3 separate regions of the Mus musculus genome follow, and regions 1 and 2 are each linked to region 3. Evidence: chromatin loops called from intact Hi-C (ENCODE). Cell type or tissue: left cerebral cortex. All regions are shown on one strand.

What was found. Peaks named below come from ENCODE experiments on the same cell type or tissue, not always from the same donor. Only the 100,000 strongest peaks of a DNase experiment are listed, where the experiment ranks them.
Region 1: a loop joins it to region 3, with 2.7 times the contacts of the local background. A loop is called at or near these places in 4 of 42 quality-filtered maps.
Region 2: a loop joins it to region 3, with 2.7 times the contacts of the local background. A loop is called at or near these places in 4 of 42 quality-filtered maps.

The regions. Positions count from the first base shown.
Region 1 is chr5:89,134,770-89,137,269 of GRCm38, reverse strand. It overlaps Slc4a4 (solute carrier family 4 (anion exchanger), member 4), which reads right to left. Exons shown (of 27, transcript NM_001359211.1): 13 at 1,450-1,624. Among named protein-coding and RNA genes, the nearest start is that of Gm35855, 90 kb to the left of the region's middle. In left cerebral cortex, no CTCF peak of the experiment used is centred here; DNase peaks (open chromatin) are centred at 221 and 1,323; H3K27ac peaks cover 1,150 bases.
Region 2 is chr5:89,142,208-89,144,707 of GRCm38, reverse strand. The region is part of intron 13 of Slc4a4 (solute carrier family 4 (anion exchanger), member 4); the gene reads right to left. Among named protein-coding and RNA genes, the nearest start is that of Gm35855, 82 kb to the left of the region's middle. In left cerebral cortex, a CTCF peak has its summit at 1,402; no DNase peak of the experiment used is centred here; H3K27ac peaks cover 428 bases.
Region 3 is chr5:89,055,347-89,057,846 of GRCm38, reverse strand. All of the region lies in intron 6 of Slc4a4 (solute carrier family 4 (anion exchanger), member 4), which reads right to left. Among named protein-coding and RNA genes, the nearest start is that of Gm35855, 170 kb to the left of the region's middle. In left cerebral cortex, no CTCF peak of the experiment used is centred here; a DNase peak (open chromatin) is centred at 1,297.

The DNA of each region.
Region 1 (2,500 bases), 79 kb before region 3:
TAATATTTAAGAGCTAAAAGCTCTCACGGAGAGTTTGAATTTTCAGTGCATCTGTGAAAGTCAGAAAACGAAGCAATGATAGGTCTACAACCACATGATATAAAAAAAAATAAATGGTGGTCACCTCTTTTCCTGAAGCCTCAGCTTTTAAGGGTGGCCATACTGTGAGGAAGCCCAAGCTAGTCTTGTGGAGATGCCACGAGGAGTGTCCCTAGAACTCAGCTGTTCCAGTCACTCAGGCCTAGGCACTATGTGAGTGGAAACCGTTAGACAACTTCAAGCTCAGGTGGCATCACACTGTAATGTGTAGGAGGAACCAAAGAAAAAAATCACTCAGCTGAGTCCAAAACTGCCACATGCATGAAGGGCAGCTTCATATAATGGACAGGCACACTCATATGACTGTGAAACTTATCCCTTAGTACCTGGTGCCACGAAAAATGTTACTCTATCTTATCTTTGCGTTTAGAAAGGAACTGAGAGCATAGATGGATAACTAGAGGCAAAGTAGGAATGTAACAGAGGTCATTTGGGGGAATTAGCTGCGTTCACAAACTAAGATGCTGGCTGGTAGGCTGTGTGAATACCTCATGGGTTGGACACTGATGGGACGTGAGTGGAAAGGGCAGAGTTCGAAAGGGCTTAAACTCACATTCAGCTCCACTCACTGTGTATTCAGTACCTACTGTTTCTAATGCCATGATCAACTTTAAGTCATTTCCACAGGTTGTTCTAATTGATCTGGGGTGGGGTGGGGTGGGAGTGGGGGGAGCATATGACATCTTTTCTATTATGAAAATCATGGCTATTATTGATGTGAAAGGATGGCAAACACCACCTCCCCAGTAACCAACCAACTGTGGTTGTGATTAACACTAGAACATTAACCCAGCCAGGTCCTTAACAGCTCAAGGGGAGCTGGTCCAGGAATAGAAGAAATAACTTCAGCTGGGATTCACTAAAGCTGAATTCTACCGACAGACATGCCAATCCAGCCTTGAGCAGACCACCCCATTGCTTGATGTGTGCATTTGCTCTTCTTGGAACAAGGACAAAGAGTCAGGTAAGCACACATCCCCAAAGAGTGTGATCACCAAGTGAAAACCAAATATGGCCCATGCACTCCAGATCCCGGAAGCTCTAAACCCTGTCCACCACACAGGATCCAAGCAGCTGAGACGCTTCTGCCCAAATAGAATTATAGAGCCGCATTTCCTCCCCTTCTTTTCCCCACTTGTGACTCAAGCCAGATTTCATCAAGCTATTTTTGTAATTACTAACATGCTGGAAATACAGCAGCGAGCCAGAAGCAAAGTAAAGTGCAGCATCCAGCAAAAGAAAGACAGTCACGCTGAGTAACTGAAGGGCCATCTGCTCCTCGCCGAGCAGCAGGGGTGAGGAGGACAGTCTGCGCTGGACTATTTGCGTCCTCTCTCAAATCAGACCCACCTGCATGTTGTCGGTGGCATCCCCGAGCAGGCCTCCAAAAGTGATGGCGTTGGTTACGGTTGCCAGATAAATGAAGAGAATCGCAGAGAGAGCCTGAATGTTTAAAGCATCATAAAAGTCACTGGCAAAAAATGGTGCTTTCCTCTTTATGTCCTTAATTAATCCACCGCAGAACCTGAGCAGGGAGAGAGCAAACATGTGAGCGAGGGTAAGATAAACCATCATCAACTGCATCAAGACATAATTCACTAAACCACGAAGATGTTGGACGTAAAGTGCTTGAGTCAATGACCAGATACTATTTAAGACCTTCTCGTTTAGATGAGACAGAAAAACAATGTGAAGAAATCTATCTTCTCCTTTCTCCTTTTTTATTTTTCAGTTACTAGAATAGGCCCAACATTTCCCAAAGATTGTCCAGTTGGTCTTTAGATGAGAGCACTGAGTAGAGAAATTATAATTTTTCCGTTCTCCAAAAACAAACATCCAAGTACATCACACATCATGTAAAGCCCCTTAAGACGTTGTCACAATGTCATTTCACCCTACGCTGTAAGGATGAGACCCGTGAGGCCCACATCCTCCCTCATTATTCCGTGTCCTGGGGAAACAACATTGAACAACACAGACTCTGAAGTTCTGACACCATGGGGCTTACTTCTGGGAAACAGGATAGACAGGATGGTACGTAAGTAAAAATCATGGAAAATTTAAATGGAGGTGGTAATTACATCATTCTAGAGAAGACGCATAAAAAAAATTACAGATAGATAGCAAGAGTGGGCCTCTGAGAATCAGAATTTGGAATAAGGACCCAAAGGCACAAAGTGAAGAAGGCATGAAGGGGTGTGGTAGACAAAGGTGCAGGCTGAACCCAAGCGCCAGCCTACTTTACTTCTAGGAGAACCTCTTGAGCCAGCCTTCTCCAAAGTGTCCCTTTCTATACCCTGACATCTCAGCCTCAGCCAAGCTGAGCATCCCACTTCAGGACCTGTGATACACACAGGGTTGTGCACCTACTAAATGAGTGTGGAAAGGAGAGAGATGGAAG
Region 2 (2,500 bases), 87 kb before region 3:
CAGCAGAAGCTAAATCCTATTATTAAAAGTAAGTTAAGAATGACACAGTGGGACGGGAGAAGCAGCCCAGCAGTTAAGAACACACATTTGCTTCTGCAGAAAGCCTGGATTCAATTCCCAGAACCCACACGGTGCCTCACGACTTTCTGTAACTCCAGTTTCAGTGGGTAAGAAATACCCCCCCCCCCGGCCTCTGCAGACACTGGGCACACGTAGGATCACACACACACACACACACACACACACACACACACACATTAAAAATAAAGAAAAAAAATTTAAGGAAAGAAAGAATGCAAGTATTGAGGTCAAATTCAGGTCACATGAGAATTATTTGAGAAAGTTCATATGTGTTGATTTGTTTGTTATATACTCATCCTTCATATTCACACAGAGCAGTTAAGTAGGTATCTCTGCAAAACGACAGGAGATGAAGCCTAGAGAATGAATTTTCAGAGCTCCCAGGTGATTCTCCTGAGGTCCAAGTTTGAGGTACACCCATTGGACATCTCCCTTCCTCCTTCACAAGAGAGTAAGAGCTGGTTACTCGCACCACACATCCACAATGGGGGAAGGGTGGCTGCAGAGCCTTTGTTTTTAATCCCACAATGAGGCACTTCACCCTCTGTCCTGGACAAAGGAAGCACCCAAGATCAGCATGGTCATGCCCCCTGCTGTTATGCTTGTCATAAACAAGATTTCAGGTCACACTGGCAGCAGGAACTAAATAATCAGGGAAGTCAAACTATATCTCTGAGAAAAAAACCGTGAGCCCAGGACATCAGCAAGAGAGTTTGAACTCTCGGGGAATAGAATGAGGGGCAAGATAGAGACGCCTTCTGTTCTTTGAAGAGCTGTGAACATGTATGTGAAACACCCAATTCTAGTCTAACACTACACAAAAAAATCAATTCCAGATGTACAAAACAATTAAACGAGAACATAAAAGAGCTGAAGTATGTGGGGAAATATTTTTCTAATCTTTGGGAGGGGAAGCCTCTTTAAATATAGCGTGCAAACAAGAAACAAGGGCAGGGGAAGGCTTGAGTGCTAAAGTTAAAATCTGTACAGCCAGAGACGCCACACATACAGTTAAAAGACATAGTGGCATTAGAAAAACACTTAGTAAATCTTTGCCAAATAAGTAAAGGAAAACACCATTATTATACAGGGAGTTAAGAAGAGAAATTAAATGTCTCCAAAGGAGAATATAGCAAGAATACAAGCACAGGGAAGGATGGACGGTCGGTGTCAATGTGGACGAATACCCAGGCTCATTAAAACAACAGGAGTGAGAGCAAATCAAAGCAAGCCATTCTTTTTCAATACACAGCATAACGAAAGTGAGAATCTAGGGTGAAAAGGTGGGCAAGTGGGAACTCCTGCCCACTACTGGTAGAAATATGAATTAGGATAATCTTTGTGAGTATGATTTGAAATAAATAACAACTATAATCAATATATTGCACAATAATTTTGCTAGGGACTTACCTTAGGGAGAAAATTATAAACAATAAATATATAGTTGATGATCACAGTATTCTTTATAAAAGAGAAAAGTGGGACAAACTGAGAATATAAGTTTATTAAATAAATTATAGTGCATATATCATGTGATAGCCACTAGAATTATGTTAAAGAACCTATTAAAGTAGGAAATGCCCACAAAATATGAATATATAACCTCATTTACATAATATCCTACATGTTTATCTACCTGTGAATGTATATTTTGCAATATGTATGAAAAGATATAATGAAAATGTCATATTGGAGAAGCTATTTTCAAAATAGCCATAAGCTAAAAATGATACATTTTTACTTTAGCATCATTTGTGATGCCCTATCTTATCCAAATGGCTTTAATTTTCTGATCATCAAACAAACAAAGCTGACAAAATCTTTCTAATAAAAAAGTACCAATGACTTGACTTCTGTCAATTAAACTTAACTCAGAACTGATAAAGCAAGATTTGCATGTGGAGCCGTGTGTGTTCACTCATGCTATGTGCAGGTAAGTGGAGTGTGCGTGTGTTTATGTATATACACATGTGGGGGGGGCAAGGTTGTCATCAGGAGTCTTCATTGATTATCCACTACCTTATATATTGAGGAAACAACTCTCAACTGTGCCCAGACCTCACAAGTATAGTTACTCTAGCTAGCAAGCTTGCTCGAGGGATATCCTGTCTCTGCCCCCCAGATTGCCATCATTACAGGGGATCTGCCATGCCCTCCAGCATCTATGTGTGGGGATCAGCAGCTCTTGAGATCTCAACTGCAGCTCTCAACACTCTCAAGACACACACTTTAGCCACCGAGACATCTTCTTAGCCTGTGAAACATGTTTTGAAAGCTAACAGTTCCTTTCTAGACCCTTGTAAGCAAGATGGATTTCTTCCTCTGTCACTAAACAGGCTTGCTTTCTTGGGCTGACCAAAATATCTGCTTCGCATGTGGAAGCTACAATATGCTGCTATATGGGTTAATAAGTTTTTGT
Region 3 (2,500 bases):
TACACTAAAGCAAGTCACACAAGCGGGTTAAAGAAGAACAATGACATATCACAAGGACATTCACCTCCTCCCAGGACCCTGAGCCCTTAAATAGAACACATGTCAACAAAGAATGGGAAAGGTTTGGGGAGAATTACATTAAATCATTATAGTTCCCCCAAAAGGAGTGGATGATTCGATCAGCTGTTCTAATATACAAAACATGGGTTCTATGGGTTCTATCCAGAAGACAGATATAAATAATGAACATTTAGTCTGAAGATACAGTGTCAGACCTGTTAATTACTGTCTGCCACATGAGCACACACAAGGGAAGTAGCGCCCAGTTTTGTAAAGCACAGGGGGGTAGGATGTCATATTAGTAAGCGGCTCTCTGATGATCTCCCCAACTGTCAGGCTGCGGAGCTTATAGACAAATGCAGAAATCAACATTTCAGACATTTGTATCTGAAGTTTTTTTCCTTGATGAACACAGACTGGCTCTCAACTTTCTGTTGGTTTTTTATTGTCTCTCTCTTTCTCTCTCTCTCTCTCTCTCTCCCTCTCTCTCTCTCTCTCTCTCTTTCTTTCTTTCTTTCTTTCTACCCCTGCAGTAACATGACACTGAGACATGGATAAATTAGTGCTTTAATACAAACCCACTTGAGATGCAATTTTGGTCTTCCTTTTCCAAAGTCTTCCAGCACCTATCTTACTAGAAGTTTAACCCTTGGTGGATCCGTTCCAAATCTGGAACATCAGAGATAATGATATGGGCTGAATGTTCACTCAAGTTTCTCTAGGTAGATTTTATCACGTGGCTAGCCCAACTGGCTTCTTCCTGGGAGAATGTCATTTGCTCTAAGAACCTCTTAACACTTGTTTGGCTAGTCTCTCAAAGAACCATGCTCTAAGGCTGCTAAAAATTGGGCAGTATCCTGATCCTCTAAAGAATGTTAGTGATTTTGGAAATGCAGAACCATGAGGCAATATGTAATTTAGACTTGAGGGATTTTTTTCTTTAATAATAAAAGTAGTCATATTATCAGGGTAATACATTTACCATATTCCACCAAACACAAACATTAATCTATTCACATTGTGTGTGAAAGACAGGACAGGCAAATGGTCTTTTTACAAGGCTACTGGTGACTAGAGAGGTCAAGCTTTAACTTGAACCATTTACAAATGAATATAAATGTATGGCCAAATTTGGGCATTCAGCACACTATAAGATCCAGAAACATTTTTGTCAATGTATCTGTCTGTGTTTAAAAGCTGTAAATAAAGCCAGGACTTGCGAGCAGGCCATCTGTGCTGGCACCTGTTTGAGGCAAATCTGATGTCTTCTCTCTTGCAATCTGAATTTTAATTGTTTCGCATAATTGAACTTCTTTGCAAGTTTTTACTTCACTGAGAAAAATGGAGAAGCAAAATGCACCAATTGAGATTACTCCAGAATGGTTGTTTGTCAAGAGGGGAACATGTAGAGATGCTTAGCAACACATTGACCACTCCTCACCTCCTATGTCTTGCAACAGACAATGTACAGACCTGCGTAAAGAAATGATCTTCCTATAGATAGACCTACCTATACAAAATGACAGTCTAAGGAACTGGTGCCTACTTGACTGGGCACAAACAAGCCTCATTAGGATGCTAGGTCAGTAAGAATGGATAGAGGTGAAAATACGAAAGAAAGTCAACAGAGCCTTCCTGTCTGTTAAGTGCTAAGAAGGATGGAGTTGTTCATTCTGATCTCACAACCTCTTCCTGAGAGAAAGACTAGCAACTCTTTCAAACCTTGGATGCTAGTAAGGAATTTCCCCCTCTCCCTGCCTCGATTTGTCAGGATGATACTCTTGGAAATGAAGCCTAGAGATTTCCTCTTGCATGCATAGCCTCCATGAATGCTGAGCCTCTCCATCAGGAGGCCAATGGAATGGAGCCTAGCAGATAATAGCCAAGAACCTGGCTCCAAAAGCAGGCATGAGAATGTAACTGCCCATAGAGACTTGGCACCTGCGATTCAGAAAGCCTTCCTGTGGCCATCTGGCTGCTTCCCCTACCCAAAACTGGGAGGCTCACGGCAGCCATTACTTACATTGGCAAACTCCAGCATTTTGATTTGTTGGACCCTTTGTGTTCTATGCAGAGAGATATAAATGGTGCAATCCTTTTAGGAGGCTGGGTTTTGTTTTGTTTCTCCCACTTCGCAAATTTACTCTAAAGAACACATTTTCAAGAGTTGTTCCGAAATCTAGAGGATAACTTTCTATAATAATTAGATCGTTTCCTAAATAATGCTTTTACTGTATCTCTTCTCTCTTCAGTCACAAAAAACAGCTTGGCCTTGCTGATATCTTACACATTTTCTTTTAAACCATTTTTTTTAACCTGACTTCAGGCATAAACAAAGTAGAAATTGGCTTAAACCAGTACGACTTGATGAGGCAAGTCAGGGTTCTAAGGACTTTTGAGTGACGGTTTCCAAAGCCTACATCATAGAAAGGGGTGCTGT